3 separate regions of the Mus musculus genome follow, and all the other regions are linked to region 1. Evidence: chromatin loops called from intact Hi-C (ENCODE). Cell type or tissue: left cerebral cortex. All regions are shown on one strand.

Evidence for each region. Hi-C counts contacts between places; a loop is a spot of excess contacts. Peaks named below come from ENCODE experiments on the same cell type or tissue, not always from the same donor. Only the 100,000 strongest peaks of a DNase experiment are listed, where the experiment ranks them.
Region 2: it touches region 1 in a loop (3-fold over the local background); 2 of 42 quality-filtered maps call a loop at or near these places.
Region 3: a loop joins it to region 1, with 4 times the contacts of the local background. A loop is called at or near these places in 2 of 42 quality-filtered maps.

The regions. Positions count from the first base shown.
Region 1 is chr2:108,031,481-108,039,480 of GRCm38, reverse strand. No RefSeq gene overlaps it. Among named protein-coding and RNA genes, the nearest start is that of Gm23749, 45 kb to the left of the region's middle. In left cerebral cortex, a CTCF peak has its summit at 4,398 (motif pointing left); DNase peaks (open chromatin) are centred at 5,421, 5,811, 6,713, 6,981 and 2 more places.
Region 2 is chr2:108,298,507-108,306,506 of GRCm38, reverse strand. No RefSeq gene overlaps it. Among named protein-coding and RNA genes, the nearest start is that of Gm13912, 11 kb to the right of the region's middle. In left cerebral cortex, a CTCF peak has its summit at 3,536; DNase peaks (open chromatin) are centred at 2,222, 3,016 and 3,514; H3K27ac peaks cover 429 bases.
Region 3 is chr2:108,286,691-108,294,690 of GRCm38, reverse strand. It overlaps Gm13912 (a long non-coding RNA gene), which reads left to right and starts at 3,372. Exons shown (of 3, transcript XR_374869.1): 1 at 3,372-3,462; 2 at 4,972-5,111. In left cerebral cortex, no CTCF peak of the experiment used is centred here; DNase peaks (open chromatin) are centred at 4,441, 4,774 and 6,612; H3K27ac peaks cover 690 bases.

The DNA.
Region 1 (8,000 bases):
TAGAATTTTAATAGTAGCTTCTTCATTTTTATATGTTATTATCAAAATTCCCATTTCTCTTATTCATTGAGTTGGAGTAAGTAAAAGTCTTTGTTTGCTTGTTGGGTTTTTGGTAAAAACCAAAAGCAAACAAAAGTTTGCTTGGTTGGTTTGTTTTTCTCAGAAAACAATAGAGTCCTGACAGAAGTCTGTAGTATAGGAAACCTATATGGATTTTTCTGACTGGTAGCTTGCCTTACTGATTTCGCTCTTGCCAAATCAAACTGAGTGAACCAGCTCTTATAAAAAAATGTCCATATCATCTATCTATCTATCTATCTATCTATCTATCTATCTATCTATCATTTGTATATCTAACATCAGTAATATATATGTGTATATATAAATGTACCTCACTAGAGAATCTGGCAGATTAACCCATTTAAATATACACATTCACATTTATATATACACATATACATAACACACACATACTGAAATTAAATAAATCTCAAAAATACAGAGATAAGCCAATATCTGTAGCATAAGAATTTTCCCCAAATGTACCATATTACCATACGTGTCACCATATGTCCCTGTGTATACTGAGTCTCTCACACTTATTTTAACAAGGATACTTTTGTTAGAAAGCATTCTGTGAAACTTATGTTATAAATGGAAAGCATCTTAAGAAATCCTAGGTTGAAAAACTAAAGGAAGCTGTAAAAGTGGGAAGTAACTATGATGATGGGTGAATGCACAATGATTGGTGGCAAGCCAGTTGCTGTCTGAGAAGCTCTGATAGCCTAGGTAGATTAAAGAATCATTTTAGAGTTGCCTTCTCTAGTATTTTTACTTTTATATTAATAAACATGGTATATACTGAAATATATATTATTCTTAGTTTTAGCAAAAGGAACAACAGAAAATGGATGTATACCCCTGAGCCATTTTAAAATGATGCATATAATTGCAGGCTAGACTGTTGGGGTAATTTTGTAATCATCACAAGATGTTTATCTAAGCCATGAAAGTAGCAATCATAACTAAATTTCTTCCTTGTCATCTTACAACAGGCAGAATGACCAAGTGCATTACTTTGATATCTATTAACTCTAAATGCTAACCTCAAATCATATTGGATTAAATTACAATCATAAACTACATGTATGCAATAGCTACAATGGTCTGATTATTTGTATTTGTCATAATTTAATATATTATAATCCCAATTCAAGGTGTCTTTTTTAAAGAGTAGGCTCTTGAGAGATAATTAATTCATGTGGTAGGGTTATTACGATTCATATTCTTTTTTATTCTTTTTACAATTTTTTTTACTAGGTATTTTCTTCATTTCCATTCCAAATGCTATCCTGAAAGTCCCCTATACCCTCCCTGTCACCCCTGCTTCCCTACCCACCCACTCCCACTTCTTGGTCCTGGTGTTACCTTGTACTGGGGCATATAAAGTTTGCAAGACCAAGGGGCCTCTCTTCCCAATGATGGCCGACTAAGCCATCTTCTGCTCCATATGCAGCTAGAGACATGAGCTCTGGGGGTACTGGTTAGTTTATTTTGTTGTTCCACCTATAGGGTTGCAGACCCTTTCAGCTCCTTGGAAACTTTCTCTAGCTCCTCCATCAGGGGCCCTGTGTTCCATCCAATAGATGACTGTGAGCTTCTGTGTTTGCCATGCACTGGCATAGCTTCACAAGAGACAGCTAACATACCTAAAAGTTCTAGAACAAAAGGAAGCAAATTCACCCAAGAGGTGTAGACGGCAGGAAATAATCAAACTCAGGGGCGAAATCAACCAAGTGGAAACAAAAAGAACTATTCAAAGAATCAACCAAACCAGGAGCTGATTCTTTGAGAAAATCAACAAGATAGATAAAACCTTAGCCAGACTCACTAGAGAGCACTGGGACAGAATCCTAGTTAACAAAATCAGGAATGAAAAGGAAGACATAACAACAGATCCTGAGGAAATCCTAAACACCATCAGATCCTTTTACAATAGGCTATACACAACAAAACTGGATAACCTGGATGAAATGGACAAATTTCTAGACAGATACCAGGTACCTATGTTAAATCAGGATCAGATTAATGACCTAATCAGTCCTATATTCCCTAAAGATTCATATTCTTATACACACACATACACATTTAGAGACTGGGGGTGTAGTATTACAAATAGGTTAATAAATTAGGTAGTTAAAAAATAATAGTTCCCCCTAGGAAGTAGCATGCCTCTTTTCAATTGAAAACAAAACACAGAAAGGCATCTTCTAGGATCAAGGAAACAGAGTGCTAAAAGTCACAGAGCCTCCTGAAGCTTTGGACTTGAAATTCTCAGAATGAAGATGATATGGGAGAAATATATTTCTGCATAAGTCATGCAGATTACGATATTCTATTATAGGATTCTAAATGAAAGGTGGATAGATTTCCATAGTTTATTCATTAAAGGATTCCATGCCTCAGTCAGAATGGCATTCTTAGGACTTAAGTCCTAGGTAATAGTGCCAGAATGGAAAAGGTGTACTTTCATGATAGGATCTAACCTTTGAAGCATCATGAAACAGCTATTAGCAAACTGTGATCTTTATGAGCATGAATGAAGTCTTAAAAGTAATGAAGCAAACTAAGTGGATATCTTTGTTTTTATGCATTCTTCACCATATCTCCAGACTAAACCAAAATCCAACCAGTAAAATGTGATATTGTTTCCTAACTCAGTATGCTCCAATATTATTTTGCATATAATTGTCTACTAGTTAGGATGTTAACCATTATGCCATTGAAATGCAAGGCAGAAATAATCTCTAAAATAATATACTTACATTTGGGTAAGTAAAAAGAAAACCCATTTAGGAAAGTAAAACCTGCATAATTGCGTGCATAGGAGATGACAGACTTCGAAACAGATTTCTAATTAAATAGTATCTGAAAGTATATTCAATACTTGTGGATAATATGCGAGTTGTAATTAACTTAGGTCAAGTGCTAATAAGTAATACTGTATCTCTATTTTCTCTTTTATTGTCTTAACATTCCATTAAAAGGTATGTTAATGTACTCTGTAGCTAGACAGCATAGTGCATAATTATTGCAATTGAAATAATTGCATGTACACTTATGACAAAAAACAGACAATTGTATTATACTAACAATGTATGTCTTAGAAACCCAAACCCATAAGATTTTTCCTATTTAACCATTTCTGTCTCATTTGAACAATTCCATTTTCTTATCAAAATTATAATTGAGTCATTTTTATGAAACTCAGAAGTATAGATGGAAAAAGAAAAAAAATGTTTCATTTCATTCATTTATATATTTTGAAAAATACTCACTCATTTTTCTTTCAATTATATAACTCTAACTTTTAATCTTTTCAAATATATACTTCCTTTTCACGAAACTAAGTCAAATGGTGATATTTTGTACACTAATCTTCTTAAATTTTATTTTTCAGTAACATTTCTTATAGTTCATGGGATTATTTTAAAGCTGAATCACATGAGGAACTGCTATCATTTACTTTTTTCCATGATGAGGCATTAAATTTGTTTTTATTGTTTTCTGATCACAGAAAGGAAACAAGGGTAGGAAATGTATAGCTATATCTTTGCAGGCTATAGCCCCCTTTTTCTTGTAGGTTTGATTCCCAGAGAAGGAATTGCTGAGTCAAGAAGTATACATATTCAGTATATAGATAATTTATTGCCACATTTTCCCTCAGAATTGTGAGAGCAATTTTCATTCCCATTAGCAATATCTAGGCCCAACCATTTTCTGCATCATTACCAGTCTGACTATTTAACTATTTTGAAAGATGACTATTAGCATGTTTCCCAACCTATTGTGGCATTCCTTCTTGTAAGTAAAAGGACTGTAAACATAGAAAACATGGTTTATATGAAACAGGTAACTTCTCAGTAAACTCTAAGAATGAAGTAAAAGGAAGAAGAGATTCTGAAAATTTTCTAGAATTAAAAGAGCAACGAAAATATGCATGAGCCTTAACTATGTTACAGTAGATATGCCTATTTCTTAGTCGGTCACATAGCTATAACAAATAGCCTATAAGTGTGTAGATGCATTTGTACATTGGCTCAATATTTTGTTGAACATAAAATACCTTCTTAGTTAAGAATTGGTCTTACAGTCATATAGGAAAGTAGTAATAGAACTAATAGCCCATTCCCAGACATTAATGAGCTGACATGTGTTTTTTAGCTGATATTGGAAACAGCACACACATTATCACAGTGCACAAAAAATTAGAAAACTGACTGTCTGAGCATCTGTCACACCTGCTCACCCTCACTACACTTCCTCACTTGGACACATTTTCTTCGTCCTGGCAGTTCTGTTTGGATTCTCTGTGACTATAAATGGCACCCTCTTCTGGTGCCTCTTTTACCACAGTAAAAGATTTTCTGTGGTTAGCCCTTTTCAACAAAGCCTGCTGTGCCAAATGAAGGGCAAACTACTGAAGACTCTGTAACCAGCAATTAAATATTGCATACAAACGTTTTTTCTTCCTAATGGGAGTTTCCCAGCGCTAGGGAAAGCATCTCCTTTACCCAATCGACTCACAAGAAAGCTTGTCAATGGAATGAAAGCAAGACATTGAATGATTTCCACTGTGATAGGATAGCAGTAAAGAATAAAAAGGAAGCAGTAGTCGTAGTCGTAGTCGTAGTCGTAGTTGTAGTGGTAGAATAGTATTAGTAGTATCTGAATAGGCAATGCCTCTCCAGCAAGAACTACTCACCCACATAAATACATGGAAAGAAGCACAGAGGCTAAACAGTCCCTTTGGCTCCTCATCATTTACCTAGAACACCCAAATCGTTTCTAGTATAATGAGTGTCCAAAGAGAGAGATGGATTGTGTCCAGAAAAATGGGTTCAAGACCAAGTGCTGGGCTTTTGAACAGGAAGCATTGCTGCACTTATTCTTAAGGCAGTTCAAAGATGACCCTCCAGTGTGAAAGCAGGGCTGGGGAAAGGAAAAGAGACAGGCCTCTCCAGACTCACACTAAAGAACAGCACATTGATGTCCCATTAACTTACAGGTAGCATTTTTTTGACGAAGACAGTAATTGAATTTTTGTTACCTTTTTCTCGTTTAATCCTGTAAAAGCATATCAGCAAGGGTGGAAATGTTTCTTAAAGCTGTGTTCCGAGACGCCTAGCTGAAGTTTTTTGTGTTTGTGCCTTTTGAGGTACCCTCCATCTATAAACTCTGACAGTGGCAGAGTAATTGACAATCTCTCTCCTTTACAGGAGGTATTCACCAGGAAGACCAAGGAAACAGGAGCCTGATTCTCATAACTACTCCATTTTTCCTTTTTGCATGGCATGGGGTTGTTTAGAGTTGCTGTGTGATCACACATTGGCAGCTTTATTCCTCAGATTCGAATGCTGAAAACAGGCTGTCATTAACACTTGTACTCTCTTACACAGATAGAGCACAACAGTCGGCATTTCAATTACAGCCCTATTGTGGCAGGAACTGCTTGGGGGATGGGATGGGTTTTAGACTAAGCATCAGGATATCCCTTGGCCAAAAATACACTGTGCTACATACGTTCATTCTATCTTTAACCCCTTGAAGTTGGTGACTATCTACATAGAAAGGAAGCCAGAGATAAATGATATCTTTAAAAAAAGAGAGTGAAGCAATTGATTTTCACATCAGTCACTTGAATGAGTGATTTTCCCTTTAGTGCAGGAGGCAGCTCCTCCCTAAATGCTCAGAGTCTATGGATTTGAATAATGGATAAGGAAGCGTGCAAACATCACGATTTTCAGATTTCTCCTGCTGAATCAGGACAGCTTGTCCAAAGCATCAGGGAGAATGCTATTCTTTACCTTGGAAACACTGCAACAGGGGAGCCGAATAATGACATTGCAACAGAAAGAATCCCAAAAGGCCTGTGTTGGATAAGCTGCAGTGGGCATGATCAGAGGCAGTTTGCTAAAAAGAGGTGGGCCATGGACCACTTTCCTGCTTGTCTTCTCATTCCTTTGGGGTCTCTGTGGAGGCGTGGGGGGATGAAAACTCAGAAAGCTACAGGGAAAGCATGTTGTAAAGGGCGGGATGGGTGGGGGGGATACTAATTATTTCTCTTCCTAGACTGCTCCATGGTGCTATCCTTAGAAATCCAGGTGCTAGGGGGCTGACAGTCATTCCCAGAGGGAATATTCCTTGACACGATGTCCAGAGTTTGATTGACATCTAAACTGAAGCACTAATATACTTTAAAATGATAATAATAATAATATCACTTAAGGCAGTAAGAACAAGAATGCATGCTAAAACCCAATCCTGGTATTGAAAAATATTACATCATTGTGAGAATGGTCTGGAGGGGCTCAAGTAAACAATACAGGCCTTTCTTTTGAAAAAAAGTCACACACTTATGCCTTAAAAGGTTAGGGGAGGAGGGGAAAAGGAGGTCGTCTGAGTGGAGCAAAGATGAGGACTAAGTCACAAGGTGACATACCAGGGTCATTTTACTTGACAGTAAAGCCACCAATCAGGTACAGGATGGAAACAAGCAGCTCCTTTAAAACAAAAAACAGAGCCAGTCAGCCATATGTAGGGCTATGTAAACAGGACACTTCTTCTGATCCCAGGAGTTAACAAAGACAGTGCCAGAGAAATGAGTCACTGAAGCGTGGCTGTGAAAGCCAAGGCCCAGGCTGGGGCTGAGTCATCTCAGCATCAGACCTAATTCACCTCCTCTGCCTCCTGGTCTAACTTCCCAAATAAAATAGGTAAGAGGAACCCCTAGTCGTGACTCCTAGCAATGGTGACCCTGTGAACAAATAAGCCTGAATATTCAGAATGTTGAAAGACATGTTGTTCTACAGATTTCTCTCCTCCAAAGAACCAATTGAACTTCAGTCCTCTTTTGCTTTCTCTGGAGTGTTCCAGTTGGTGTCTAGGTTGGGGAGAGACTACTCCACAGGGTACTTAGCACCTTCTGAGGACTTCTCCATCTGCATGCAAACAACAGTTCAGGATCTCCACTCTCTAAATAACCACTGTTGGATGGAAATCCATCTGCATACACAGAACACAGTTTCTGAGCCTCCTACCCTGAGTCTTTGGCTCCTTAAAGAGTTTTCTTCTATTCATGAACACCGTGATTAGTGCTAGGCACATCTAGTCAGTGTGTCTAACACCAGTCACTGGCTAATACTTACTCAGTGTCCTAAAGGGCCTAGTAGTCATTTTGGTAAGATAAATGATTTAAATATAGCCTTCAGAAATATCTGCATTTTAAAATAAAGCTTACATTAATTCTGTAAGTAAATACATATAGTTGATACTATAAAGCCATTGAAGAAAAAATTTTAATTATAATTTATAAATAAACATACAAAAATTTCAATATAAGTTTGTATATTGTATATATATACAGATATATTACTTCGTGTTTGAGATATATTTTATGAAGGAGACATAATTCAGAAACAATATTTAGACAGGTAGAAGGAATAAAAGGAAGGACTCTACTTAATGTTAAAACATGGGTAAAGATGACATAAAAGCTAGCCAGCTTCCTAAATATATCGCTGGACTAAAGCTTCATTCTTTCTAGTATGGTGGTTTTTAGTCTGACAGATAAACATGAGTACACCTCTTGATATCATTATATTGACACACTAGCTACAATTGGTGATGTAGACTTTGCTGTTCTATTAACCCAAAAAAGGTATCTTTTATTGATCTACTATTTTACATCCATTTGGGACCTTTAATTTGGCAGAATAAACAAATGGAATAAGTAAGAGTTGCAAGTAAAGAATGTTGTTATTACTTATTATAAAATGGATCCCTAGGGTTTCACATTCTAGAGATGTACAAAATGATATTGTCTAAAATAATTTTGAGTTAATTCTCTGGGATAAGGTGCTGTGATGAATATACCAAAACAAAGAAAACAAGTTTCTTGCTTCCAACCATTTCTCTGGGTCCCAGTCTGGAAAGCACAC
Region 2 (8,000 bases), 270 kb before region 1:
GGCACACACCTTTAATCCCAGCTCTCGGGAGGCAGAGGCAGGTAGATTCTGAGCTCAAGGCCAGCCTGGTCTACAGAGTGAGTTCCAGGGCAGCCAGGGCTACAAAGAGATAAATAAATAAATAAATAAAAGTATGCAAGCAACCAATATACTCAATATTACATGTCAGATACCCTTTAGGTAATGCAGATATATAAACACTGGGAGAAGACAATAAGGAGAAGAGCAAGCAAAGTCACTGTAAAATCAGCATCTAGTAGACTCCACTGAGGGTGGGAAAACCATACATTTTCTCTTTCTGTGCCTTCCTTTTTGGTCAACTTCCATTGTTTCATAATGAACTGGTTAATGAGCTGAATCAGGGATTTGTAATGAGTAGTGTGCAGTGGTCAGTTCACAGGCAATGAGTAGAGAAGAAAGAATGCTTTACACCATCACAGCCATTAAACTGCCTCTCTTCCCAGTGTGCTAGAATGTTTCTTGATTACACATCAAGAACTGCAATGGCAAGTTACACAATAAAATAGCATTACCCTGTCTCCAGCTAAGATATTTTCTATAAGTTGGGTAGAAAAATAGAAAGAAGATACTTCACAATTTGGCTATAGGTTGCTTATACTGAGTAAAATTGGTAAAAAGGATAAAAGTAATTCACACCATGACTTTTTACAAATTATGTGTAAAGTATAAAGATGGTAAAGAAACAACTAAAATTTTTGAAGATAATTTTTTAAACAATTAGATGAATGAGGATATGGTTTATTAAGATGTGAAACACTGGGTAAGAGAAGGAAGGAAGACTTCCTTCTCTTTGTATGTTTGTTGATATCCTGATTATTGTGGGATGTCTTAATGGCCACTACACTTTACCAATGGCAAGTATATGTTTGACACAACTAGACTGTTGTAGTTTAGTGGTTGTACCTTTCTTGATGTGGGTGCCAGTTTTATAGGAAAAAAGAATATTTTCATAGGGTAGTAATGTTACCATTTCATGGCATCATTGTCCCATGATAAATAGCATCAGCTGACTATGGGCTTATTGTGTAGACAGATTAATATTGTCATTTTATAGCCTGAAATATCCTCCCCTCATGCTTGCTCTCTCTGTCTGTCTCTGTTTCTGTCTCTCTCTGTCTGTCTCTCTCTCTCTCTCGTGTGTGTGTGTGCGTGTGTGTGTGTGTGTGTGTGTGTGTGTGTGTGTGTGTGTGTTGTGTGATGTTGTGGTTTTGATTGAAGGAACACATACACATGCCACAATATGTCAGAGTACCACCCCACGCCTAAGCCTTTCACGTTACAAGAGTAGGTTTATAGAGAGAAGGAAGAATATCGGGCTTTATATAAAAGTGCAACTGCATCATAGAGTTTAATATTACAAGTAATTTTAAGGTTTTCCAGAGAACTGGAACTAACTGCTATCTAAAATACTAAATTCAAGATAAACATGAGTGATATGTGCTACTCCAGATTACTATGATTCTCATCAAAACTCCAACAACCCTTTACATCCTTGTGCTGTCTGAATCAGAGTGCTTTGTCTGGAAGAATAAAAGTATGCAAACAGCCAATACACTTAATATTAAGTGTCAGATATCCTTTAGGTAATACAGATATATAAACTGGAGGGGACAATAAATGAGAAGAGTGAACAAAGATACAGTAAAATCATTTCATGGCTAGATTTGGTATTAAAATATGACTGTTAGTCTGTCACTGCCCTAGTTATTATGAGGTTCCTAATTAGTCAGTATTCCAAATAACTAGAAATGTCTTGAAATGGACAGAATTCTCCTGACGAGGTGTAAATAAGGTATTGCATAGAGACTGTCATTGCACTGATGAGGATGCCCTAGTAGAAGAACTTGGGATCCTGTGGTAATTATAATTGCCTGTGCAAGGTTAACGCTCCCTATCTGGACCTCAATGCAAATATGACTTGAATCATTTATATATTTTGTTTTAAAGTTTTCTTTTCTAAAAACAAAAGCAAAGTCATGTCCTAGGAAGCTTTTTAGCTCAGTAACTGGGTCGTAGGACTCTTGAGTCAGACTTCTTCTTCATGTACTTTAAACCAAAATGAGGTTTTAACAGCTTATAAGAAAAGTCTAGAAGAATGAAGTTTCCAAGAAAAGGAAGTAAACAAGGATGGATCGTACCATCACCTGACCCTTGGACCTATATTGGACCTATATTGGATCTGTGGTGAGATTTGGTTGGTTTGTATTTCTCTAATTGTGGGATGTTATGGTTCTGTCATTCTGCTGTCATGTAGTAACCACCACTATCTACAGTGTGAATTATTGATAACCTGTTTGAAAGACTATGCTATGAGATGATTACAGTTTACAAGCACAGCAAGCATTTACAAGCTTGACAGAGACTGAGGGGGTAGAACATGTCCTTACCCAGTCAACAGAGTGTAGGGACAGCTGTTTCTTTAGTAATGGCATCCACGGCATAGGATTGATTAACTTTACTCCTTTATAAACTTAATTAAAAAACATCTGCAGCTCCAGTAAAGTCCCCAAGGTTCTGACATTTTCTTCATGTTGAAATCTCTTTATTTTATTGACTGAACTTTTCCCCAGCAGCTATTCTGACAAAGTGAACACTTTGTTATGATGCAGCAAACAAGGGATGGGAACAATACCTGATGAGGTTTTAATGTAAGACACTCTCTCATTTTCTCCTTTCCCCTTTTCCTTTACCCCTCCCTTCTACACACTTTCCATCTCTCCATCTTTCTTCTTTCCTTCAACTGGTAAAACAAAAGCCAAAATGACAACAAAACAAAAAAAAAACAAATAAACAAACAAGAAGAACAACAAAAACCCTTCAAACTTCCTTCCACCTCTTTATTTTGTAGTGCAAGTATAAGGCTATTTCAGATCTATTTAGTTAGTTTCTGTTTCAGGAATAACCTGTGATTCACTATGCAGATCTTAGATATATTTTTACATTCCCAGGCCTACTCCTTTGTCCTTTAGTGTTCCTTCAAAATCCACCCAGGGTTTGATCTTCAATAATGACAGGTTTATTGCGTGATAACAAGGAATAGGGAAATCTTTCTGCTTCCCCTTTATATGAATAAAGACCAAGATGTAGATTTTGATGGATATGTGCAAAATTATTTTAACTATGAATGACCTCTGATGGGTCTAAAGCTCTCTGAACTACGTTACCTTCTCTTAAAGTGATTTCAAAGGATATCCCTGACAACCAACTTATTATTTGTCCTGCACTGTCAATGTTCTACATAAGTGCCACAATTTAAATTGGACCCCTGGCTTCTTTGGATAATAGCTAATACTTATATAGGTATAACTTCATGCCAGTGGAATAACTGTTTGGAAGCGGAAAATTACAGACATATAGGTTAAAAAAAAGGTCCTCATTTTTATGGAAGGAAATATGTTCTTTTAATATGCTGTGATTATTTTTAGATGTTGAGATGAGAGCATGACTCACTGCCTTCCACTGCTTCCACTCCGTATGCTGGTCCCCACTCATCTTTCCTGACACATCGTGCTGATGAAGGGAATGACAGCCTGTTCCCCACACTGTGGTCATCAGTGTGTGTTGCAGCTGCTTCTGGAAGTAGAGGTAGTCTTTTTCTTCAATACATACTCTCAGACAACATATTAGTATTCTGAGGATCAGCACACATTGCCACTGAAAACACACAGCAACCCAAAGGACACTCAATGGGATCACTTTTCTTTGCAGTTTATAGGCTTTCAAAATACCAGAAAAGCCTTTTGGTTCTGATTTTCTTAATTAATTTATCATTAACATATAGTGAAACATTTCTACTATATCTATGAATAGTAAGAAAAGAAGTGCTAATATAGAGATAATGAGACAACTAAAATAAACTAAGATGCTGTTCTTGAAGTTTAATAATCAATATTCATGAACTGTAGGGAACTGAAATAATTAATGTTGAGCTTAGAGAAATTCTAGGTAATATTATATTTTTTCATGTAAACTCTGTAGTTAAATTCTCATACTGGTTCTGTTATACTATGATGCTTGCAAATGTAGTATAGATACATCTTTATCTGAGAGACATAGATAACTTCATTAATTAAAATTTTAGTAGTACTGGAGACCCAGGAATCTACTTTGAAAAGTTTGATATAAAAGCAATGATTGTATTAACCACTTGACACGTACTAATTTTTCTCACATTTTCTTAACATTAATTAATATTGTTTCTATTATTAGAAGTTACTTGATCTGAGATTAGGATTGTTATAACTCTGATCATTTTGAGTAAGACAATGAATATTATTCCGAAAACAGTGTAATTTGAAATACTAAATAAGAAGACAATTATGAGGAATTTAGCACGAAATTTACAAGCCTTTGTTACAATGATGAAGAGCACTGTAAAGGTTGGGGCTTGGGTGATATTCCCAAATGTATCACTTTTTCAATTGAGAAATCTGCAGAAGCAAGGTCACTCTGACCTTCCCCAGCCTGTCTTCCCTGAAGCATGGTCATGAAAGTTTCAGAACTTAATTGCCCATTGGAAAGGAAGGGAAGAATGTGAACAGGCTCTGCAAGAAGTTCGCACAGATTATTATTATTATACTCTGTATGTTCTGTCTTGATTCTACACAATTAAGCATTTTCTTTTCAGCAGAAAAAAAAATGGATGATGTTTCCCTGGACTTACATGCTCACCTCTCTCCATCTCTTTCATGTTTTCCTTCTCTTTTGCTTGATTGAAGCCATCAATACTGGATGGATGCATGCTTAGTATGTGTTCTACCTCTGAACCATATCCCTAAGAAGTATTCATTTTTCTATAGATCCTCTGTCTCATAAGCCTTTTATTTTATATATTTATTCATTATTTCTTTTTTGACACAGAATTTCATGTAGCAAGACTGGCTTCAAATTTGCTATGTAGCTGTGACTAGCATTTAAATACTTGATCTTTCTGACTCCATTCTGAGTCCTTGGGTTGCAGAAAAACATGCTATCTCAGATAAAAATTTGCAGAAAATAAATTTGCTATGATTTTATTTTTTATTAAGGGAGCTTTGAAATTGACCTATCAGTTAGAATCCTATCAGCTTGTAAGAATGAAAATTAAATTCTTCCCCTACTTAATCATAGTGATTTTAAGTCCAGTCTTTCTCAAATTTCCCGACTATAAAATTAAAAATATACCTATAACAACTATTTAATATGAGAAAAAGTAAATTTTTACATGTTTATATGAATGGCATGCTTCTTATGGGAATGTTCCTAGGAAAATCCACATTATCAGTACTCAAAACTGGTAAGTAAAAAGTTTTGTAGTACTGAGAAAACAGTTCTTTATGCCATTTGATTTTTCTCATATTTAGAATACAATTATTTATTTGTAGTCAATTTTATCAAGACATAGTCATGATTCATGTTCTACCCCATCCCCAGCCAAGATGCCCACCCACCTGCTCCCCCACACTCCCTAGTTCTGTCTCATTGCTGGCCCACTGCTCATATTTAAAGAATTATCCTTTGCCAACTTTTCTATTATTCCTCTGCCCACCTTGCTACTGCCAAAAGTGATCTGTCCTTAGTAAATTCCTTAGACTGATCAAAAATATGGTAATTCTAAGTTGCTCTTTACAAAACAAGAATTAGAGGATAAAGGAATGTTCAAACTCTTTTACCCATCATTATCTTGCAAATACAACAGTCTCACAACTAAAACGTCCTTGGTTTTTATTCTTTATGTGGCTAATATGACTGATGAGTGAATATATGTTAGGCTAGGATATCTCTAGTAATTCGGACAAAAACCAAATAGTTGTCATGGTCCTTTAAACCAGTTGATGTTTTGACAACCAATTAAGCCCTTATGCAAATAGTACTCTTCCCTGAGTACTTTTTGATATGAATTTTAAAGTTAGAAATATATTGGGTATGTTTCAAGAAAACATGAGAAGGAATTCCCAGGGTCATTTGTCTAGTAGTCCTGTTTCTTCTCACCTTCTTTTCTCTCTCAATGAAAAGATTAATGGATGAACCTTAAAACTAGCAATACGTTGAAAATAAAATTGGAATGTTACCTCTGTCTTAAAGAAGGTAAAAATGAATGTTAGTGAATCAGCAGTGAAATTATAGGATATTCATGTCCATTGCAGAAAGGAAGATGAGAAACCTAAAATTTAGCAAGATCACTTAAGAGAAGTTTTCTCTGAGTCCTATGTTGCTGTGGATGTTCTCTGTAGAAGAGTGACTAACAGTGACTTGACTACAGCTTTCCCACTACTGGCTCTAGTGCACAGGAGATAATCTATTTGTAAATACGATTTTCAGTAGTGAGTCTACCTAACTCTTTAATTACAATCCCATTTTGATATCCCAAACTTACAGTTACAATTATTTATATTGTTTAGGATGTTGAAATCCTAAACAATATAAATAATTCAGTACTCACTGACACAGACCTGTCATATGAGCTCCAAATCTAACAGTACTAGAGCTTAAATATAAATATTGACTGATATGCTTCCTAGGGTTGATTTCCCCCATTTTTCCTAGCTAATAATAATCTACATATGGCCTTTGTATAAAATGTCACCCATGTTGACTTAAAGTTCAACATATACACAGAGATACATTGTATTATGAATATAGGGAGATAGCTTCACAGTAGACTTTTACTCTTTATTGAGAAACCTGCAGCACATTTTCTAAATTTACATTTTTATAAGGGAGATGAAAATGATCATAGAGTAGCATGAAGTTATAAAATTAGTGAGGCAATGTTGTATATGTTTTAACTCTCATTATCAAAATTATTTGAACCGTAACATCTGAATTATATCTCTATAAACAGTGTAACTAAATGCCACTGTCAGTTACATCTCTCCCATCCTTTAAATTGAATTTTTACAACATGCAGTAGTATTGTAGGGAGTATCTCTAGATTGTATATACACAAACTCCTAAGCCAGACATGAGGTATAACCAGTGTCTACTGACTTTGCATCATTTCCTTTACTATCACTGAGATTGTTTCATTCTTGGATTGTGAGATTTAATACAAGATGGGAGGGAAGACTGTTATAGGAATCAGGCTATCATTTCCTTTGTGCTTCAAGTCACCATCATGATTGGAGGCTACCAAAGAGACATGTAAATAAGCCATCATAGATGTGATTTGAGTTTTATACCACTTTGATGAAGTGCTTTCAAAATACTGTGTGTTAGTATGGAACTAATAACAAGTGTGGACACATAGGTTTAGTTTTTTGTTTATAAGATAGGTTATAGAAAAATCAGAAAAACAATGATATATTATCTTAATTCATTTCTTAGATCCTCAAATTTGATTCATTTCATGTTAATGACTAACTTCCTTGCCTTATTTATACAAAGTGAATTTAATCAGCAAACATAACAATATAAATTTGATGAAAATAAAATATAAATTCAGGCTGGATAAATAGATGGCTCTATACGTAAGAGCACACATACTTTACTTAACAGAAAACTCTATTTTAGTTCTTAGTAACTCCAAGTGATCAGATACCCTCTTATGGCTTCCACAGGTACTGCATAAAATGAATAGTCTCATACTCAGAATTACACGCACACACACACACACACACACACACACACACACACACACACACACACACAAGCATAATTAGAACTAAATGTCTTAAATAAATAAAACACAACTAAATGTTCACTATTCATAGAAGGACATAATCAACTGAGTTCATCAGAGTTTAATTAGAGGCCTAAATTAAGTAAGTATGCTTATATTAAGTAAATTTAAATTTTCATCTCTAAGGTATCTTGTAAATCAAATTGGTAGCCTCCTGTTCTTTGATTATTATTACTGCATACATACATACATACACACACACACACACACACACACACACACACACACACACACACACACAATATGTAACTACAAAATGGAAAACCTATTTGGTGTTGCTTGTGTATATATGATTTCCAGGGATCCATCCCATAATCAG
Region 3 (8,000 bases), 260 kb before region 1:
ATGACATAGAAGCAGAGGATAGAATTTTGGCTTCCCATTTCCTGTGAAATCAGTTTGAGAAGTCAGGGAAATGGTAGTCAATAGTTGCAAAATTCAGTCAGACTAGAAACATTTTTTTCAAGAGGTCTATTGTACAAAGCCAAACTATAGATATAAATTTCTTAGTTTCTTGAAAACTATTTAGAAGATATAAAATGTTCTCACAGCAACATAATGTAAGGTAGGTAGCACACCACTTAGCCTAACTTAATCACATCAGAGTATATATAATTACATTTACCATATTAGGCACTAAACAAAGTAAAATGTACATATTTATAATTTCAGCATTAAGTATATTAAAATATGATAGTTAATATTTTTCTGTATCTTCAAAATTATGAGTATTTTAGTTTACATATTTTGTACAAGTACATGATGTAGCTCAGTATTGTAAATTGCATTTTTATTGCAGTCATTGATGATTGCTTTGTGTTTTATATATTGGTTACTGAAGTTTCCATACCCCACAATCAGCTCTTCCTATATAGTAACTCTTTTACTTTTAGATTGTCAAATATTAATTAGAAAGTGTTTTTTAAATTATAATCTAGCAGTGCTGGGAATATGCCTTAGTCAGTAAAGTTCTAGTCACACAAGTGTAAGACCTGTGTTTGGATCTACAGCACCCATGTAGAAAGAGAACCACCCAGTATAGCATGCATATGAAGCTATGCATTTTCATATTAGACATTATTTTTCAGTCTGTGAGAGGACAGATTTAATATGTCCCCTGGAAAAAAGATAAAAACTGTATAATCCCTCATTCTCTACTGGGAAAATGTCAAGGATTTGGCGTAGTTCACTATCAGCCTTAATATTCCTGCTTCATCTAGATGGACAGGCATGTCTGATTATTATATGTCTTACATAAAGTCTTACCCATAGTAGCTAAATTCTGACTAATATCTTGCCAATATCAAGTCACCACAGCCTGGAACTGTAACTTTGTTTCCTTTGTACTTTTGTTACATGGGAATTATGGGACATTTTATTTCTTAATTGCTTCCTCTACTAGAAGTTCAAATTTTCCAGATGAATTAATTTTCAAATTAAACTAAATCAATAGACACACTTCATTTCTATAAAACTTGGTCAATGCTTGGTTGTGTCACTGGTTTTCCCATTACCTAATTTTGTATAATTTACATCAAATTATTTTAATTATTTTTCTGACATTATATATCATTCCAAAACAAGGCAAATTTAGAAGGTCTGATTATGGCATATGACAGGTAAGGGTCTTGCCAAAATACTAACATCTTGAGTGATACCCAGACAACCCATATAGCAAAATGAGAACAGTGAATTCTGTTCATCTTTTGGACTCCGTATGTGTAGTCTGGTGCACACACACACACACACACACACACACACTTATAAATTTACAGGTACAATCTGATGAATGTGTTTAGTTCTCTCTCTCTCTCTCTCTCTCTCCTCTCTCTCTCTCTCTCTCTCTCTCTCTCTCTCTCTCCCTGTTTTGATTTGTCAAGTGGTGTTATCTTACAGGTTTTGTCCTATTCTATTTTACTACTGTAATTCAGCCTTCCAACTTGAATTATACTCCTTCAACTCCATGTTTTGTTTATTTTACAATAGGCTGTTTGAGTTTCCTTCTGGGACACACACACACACACACACACACACACACATACACACATGTGGTGTGTGTTTGTGCTGCAAATACTATCCTACAGATGAAGACAGAAGTTGTGTCATATAAAAACAAATTTCCAGTACCTGATTATTTAGCAAATATTACACATGAAATTATTATAATGTCATAAACTGGAAAGTCTCCAATAGAACCAGCTCAGAAAAGTACCAGCAGGGAAAAGTATATGTTGATCATGTATTTCTATAGTAAAATAAAATATTGTTAAAAGAAAACACACTCATTTCTATGTATATTCTAGAGCATATCTTTAAACCCAATGTGTAGTTTAAAGTGCCATTCCGTATACAGCAATTTTCTTTGAGAAGTTGTCAACTAAAACCAATCCTATGAAAATTTCAGATTGAAAATTTACCTTTATTCTTCTAAAATTCCAAGTATCTCCTCCTCATTTATGACTTATAGAATGATTTCTTTTTCTTCTATGTCAGACCTGTGGGTTCCCCGGGGCTATTGCAGATGATACAGTGTTCAATATCTACCTTTACTGCACTATGGCCCTTAAATGAAGAGTGTTCATCTTTCAGTATTGATTTAAAGGATTTTTCATCCACACAAAGCTTAGATATACATACAAGACGATAAATTAATTTTTATTTACCAGTCATATACATCATTTTATTTGGTGGTTTTTGAACCGTTGGAGTTATAACGATAAATAGAGAACATTTCCTCTTTTCCTGAGGCTTACCTTCTAGTAAGTTTGCTAAATATGAAATATATGAAACTGAAATTCAGCTAATAAGAAAGAAGATAGCACACTTGACACAGGGGAAGGAGAGAGTATAACATCTTCTTGATGTTTGGGGTTATCCTCAGTAAGTATTTTTATCACTTGTATTTATTCACATTGTAAATAACCCTGAGTGCTAATAAATCTTTTCCTTTTCCATTGGTAATTGGAAAGTGTCTCATATTCAGTGTACGTGGATTGTTCCTATTTTCTCGATTTTTATAGTTGTTTTGGGACATTTCTGATCTAAATGTTTCTAGTGTGAGGTAGGTATCAGTGCCTGTGTCACCCAGTAACACCTAGTATGTAGCAAGTTCAGTTATAGTTACAATAGATGCCAGATTATCTTCTCTGTTAAAGATACTTTGTAACTTTCACTTTTCAAAACCTATTTAATGATGGTTCTTAAATTCTTTAACCTCCCCTTTTTATCCCACCACCTACCAGAGGTAGTGGAAAAAGAAAGGATACAGGGACGTGGTCCTGTTTAGAATGGTTCATTGGAGCAACTTTGTCTATGCTATCTGGAAATCAGCAGTTCAGTTCACAGGTTAACAGGGACAGAATACACTGGCAACCAAGTTTGGTTCAGTCAGGTTAGCAACAGCAGTGATATGACCTAGCAGGAACAGCCAGACCTCAGCCTTGGCTTGAGTCAGCAGGAGGGACCATGAGAAATGCCAACAGTTCTCAGCTGTGCCTCTGTCAGGGAAGCAAAGATCTGCAAAGACATGAGACCCACAAGTGTTGCACAGCTAGCTTTACAAGCAAGCCTAACTCAGCCTTCATCACTATCTGTAAGTCCTATTTATACCCTCCAAACATCACTTGTTTTCCCTGGGTCTTATCTCAACACCTGTCTTGCATCAGCATTTATGTCTGTCTCAGCTGACAAAACTCTGCCAATCAGCATGAGTCCAAGGAAGCAGCAAGAAACTGCAGCACACCACTAGAGGTATTTTGGTGCATTTCTCTCTAAGGAGTCCAGGCAAATGCAGCTCCACTATGCAATGTAAGGCAGACGAATATTTGTGTGTTGCTAGCAAAGTATCCATCATGTGTCCTTTCACATGCTTGCTTTAGCAGAACATCCTCTCTCCTGTGTCTGCTAAAGCTAAATGTTCCTTCATGAGTCTGCTTTAGTTTTTCACCTGTGTCTACTTAAGCTTAATCTTCCTACATGTGTTTGCCCTAGCAAAACACCATCCAACTGACTTTCCAAAGAATCTGTAAGGTTCCACTTCCATTATTCAACCCTTCCCCATTTTTTTCAAGTTTTACATGTAAGAAAGCTAGCTGGATTAGTAGCATCAAGATGACATTTATTAAGTTTCATGGACATCAGTTTTTAACTATGGCACCTAGTTATAGCATATTGAGAATATGAGTGTTCAAACAACCCTAATATTCACCTACAGTTTATTAATAATTTTAGGTCACGGAATGCAAAGGAATGAACCTACATCATTATTATCCTCATCATTATCAACATTTTGTAAAGGTTTTAAAAGTTAAGAGAAATGCAAATGAATAAAATGATTAATTAAAAAGGAAAAATATTAGGAGAAATTACAGAAAATGAAAAAAAAATGTTGTGTCTGAGTAATTGTTCATTCAGAAAGAATACAGACAGCACAAGGTGATTAAGAGAGATTAACATGTATTTATGTATACTTATATAAATATATTAATACAATATACATGTATGTGTGTTTGTATATGCGTGTATAGATGTATTAACAACACAACACACACATATCTGAATTTTCCAAATGCAACTGCAATGTAAGGCACCTTTTATTATGTATATTCATGTGAGTAGAGAAATCCACTTTAGCATAGCTGAGAACTGTGTTCACACCATGGGAAAGCACTGAGTAGAGAAAAAGCATTTTTAGGCTTGGTTCTGACTGCTCTCCTGTAGCATCACCATCCTGTCATCCAGCCACATGTGCTTCTGATGCAGACCAGCATGCATATGCATAGCCATATGTTTCTTCCTTATGAGGTTCTTCATCTCTTCCTTGCCGTCCTATCCCTTGTATTCCACACATTGTATTTCACCCATCACACCGTTAGCCAAACAAGAAAAACTGTTGCTCCCCAGAGGCAAACAGAAGTGCCTGGGACATGTGAGGGTTGATCTATTCTGACCTTGTATGCTATGATTATGTTTCTGGGTGACTTCTCTGATTTGTCATCACAGAGGATAAATTAGTAGTTTTCTCTGCTTTGTGAGTTGCAGTGTAGGCTGAAGTTCTTTGCCACCCCTTCACTTTCAAATGAATTAAGGTTCTTAGAATAACCTAGAGGAATTGAGTTTTGCATGTGTTTCTAGCAGCTTTGTCTGCAATGTAGGTGATCTAAACTGCTAGGACACCCAAGAGAGTGCTGGTGAGAAATGCCATCTGACTCATCATCACCCATGAGATCCAAGTGTGAAATGTAGGGCGGGGTCTAGTGGGAAGGAAACAGGGCAGAATAGAAATGGAAAACCATGGAGAAGCTTCTCTTCCTCCAGGTCAACTGAAACCACAGACATTTAAAGAAGAATCACACTCTCCTCTCTTGATGGAACATCATTCAGGAGTACTACTACCTCCAAGAGAAATGTCATGAGGATTTGCAGAAAAAGGAAACTTTGGGAAGAGAAACTCAGTGGTAAGAAATAGCTCACAGAGTAGTTAGTGTCAGAACTCCGCATTGACATTAAGAATCTAAATGCATCTATATAACATTTAGGGACCAATATAAAGGAAAATCTGGATTTCCTCATATATAAAGCTCAAAATTGTATACCAAAGTTGTTGGGTTTTTTTTTTTTTTTTTTTTTTTTTTTTTTTTTTTTTTAAGAGGCGTTTCCTTTTGTTCTGTGTTCTTGCTCTTAACTCATGGTTGAGCACAATACTGGATTCTTACTATCACTCTAGATGGATAAAATGCATTGATTTATTGGCATGAACTTTATAATTTTAATTTGTGCAATGCTATTTTAAAGCATTTAAAGGTATTAACTCACCTAAGAAACCATAAGTTACAGAATCCAGATCTTCCACCTTATACACACAATTTAGTATCTTCATCTTACAAGAATAGTAGAAGCACTGCAAACAATTAGCTCAAAGTGCTAAAAACTAAACTCAGTGTTCAGCATAATAGTCAAAGAGCTTGCCACAGACTATGCCCTTAATTCTATGTTACTTGACACACACACAAAAATGTGTGTGTGTGTGTGGGGTGTGTGTGTGTGTGTGTGTGTATGTGGTATATGTGATATATAGCTATAGATGCATTCTTTTGTTTTCGTGTTGATGAATAATTACAGGATGAAAAATAGAACTATAGAATGCCATATGTGTTCTTTTGTATGTCCCTGTGTTAGACTCAGTGGTTGACTCACAGAAGAAAGTGATAGGATAATCTTCAACATTTCTGAAGAAGGAAATAATAGTTACAGCCTAAATAGATTAAGCATACTGTGTTAAGTAAAATTAGTTAGAGAAAGAAAAACCTATATGACTCTACCTTTATAAACAGTATGATATAGTCACACATAAAATCCAAAGTTCTTAAGGACTAAAAGAGAGAGAGAGAGAGAGAGAAATAGACCAGCTGATTAACAGGTATAAATATTCAATCGTACAAGATGAGAAAACTCCAGAAATCTTCTATGTAACATCTACCCACTTAAACATTTTAGATTATACATGTGTAGTTTTCTAAAGGGATAAATCCCTTATTAAATATTCTGGTAGGAGGATGAGGAAAAAAGGAAGAAAGAAAACATGCAGAAACTCCATAAAATATAGTATTTTAGCAATGAGGAAAAACATAATAACTGGAGGTCTGGGGGAACAAGCTTGGTTCTGGCAGATTCACCAATCTATGCTCAGTCTCCCTTTCCAATACACTAATTAAATAGGCTCAGCCACCCATTCCAATACACTAATTAAATAGACATGCAAAGAGAAAGCACAGCGGAGATTTAATCAATATGTATTGGAAAGAGGAAGAGATGAAGGGAGCCATTGTCCCAATGTTTGTGTGCAGGGTATTAACATGGCTTTTAAGCTTAAGCAGAGAAAACATTACAACAGAGGTAGTCCTGGGCAAGGTATAGTCTGGCTGGTCATTGTCTGTTCTCATTCTACATGGTGGTTTAACGAGCTCTAATTGCTTGAGGGACCAAGATTGTTCTCAGTAGAGAATTACTCATGCTCCAGGTTCTGGGTTGCTGCTGAAGATACTACCCTCCTATGAGTCATGTTCTATCTGTGAAGCAGCCTTTTTACTAGAATCAAAGGTAACTGCTCAAACCTAAGGTGACTGAATGTTTAGGTCCAAGACTGAAGTATTCAGGTACAGTCTGATGGTCTTTAAAAACAGCACTGTAATGAGATAACAAAAGCTGTCATACTTATTGTCTTAGGGTTTTACAGCTGTGAACAGATATCATAACCAAGGCAAGTCTTATAAATGACAATATTTAATTGGAGCTGGCTTACAGGTTCAGAGGTTCAGTCCATTGTCATGAAGGAGGGAGCATGGTACATGAGGAGCCAAGAGTTCTTAATCTTCATCCAAAGGAAGCCAGGAACCAGCTAGGCATCCTTAGGCAGTTAGGAGGAAAGTCTCCAAGTCCACCCCTACAGTGACACACTTCATCCAACAAGGCCACACCTTCTAATAGTGCCACTCCCTGTGATGAGCATATGGAAACCATTACATTCCACTCCATGACCCCCATAGGCTTGTTCAAACATGAGTCTATGGGGGCCATACCTAAACATAGCATAATGCAAAATTCATTTAGTCCAACTACAAAAGTCCCCATAGTCTATAGCAATCTCAACAGTTTTAGAAGTCCAAAGTTCAAGGTATCTTTTGACAATCATCCAAGCACTTAACTGTAAACCCCAAAGCAAGACAGGAAACCAGCTGGACAAACTCCAAACTCTGCATCTCCATGTCTTATGCAAAGCAGACTTCAGATTTTCAACTCCCTTTTATCTTTGTTGCCTGCAACAAAGTTCTTTCTCCGAGGCTGGATCTACTCCCTGCTAGCATCTTCTTCTTCTTCTTCTTCTTCTTCTTCTTCTTCTTCTTCTTCTTCTTCTTCTTCTTCTTCTTCTTCTTCTTCTTCTTCTTCTTCTTCTTCTTCTTCTTCTTCTTCTTCTTCTTCTTCTTCTTCTCTTCTTCTTCTTCTTCTTCTTCTTCTTCTTCTTCTTCTTCTTCTTCTTCTTCTTCCTCTTCCTCTTCCTCCTCTTCCTCTTCCTCTTCCTCTTCCTCTTCCTCTTCCTCTTCCTCTTCCTCTTCCTCTTCCTCTTCTTCTTCTTCTTCTTCTTCTTCTTCTTCTTCTTCTTCTTTTTAAGATTTATTTATTTATTGTTTGTAAGTACACTGTAGCTGTCTTCAGACACTATAGAAGAAGGAATCAGATCTCGTTACAGATGGTTGTGAGCCACCATATAGTTGCTGGGGTTTGAACTCCAGACCTTCTGAAGAGCAGTCGGGTACTCTTACCCACTGAGCCAACTCACCAGCCCCATG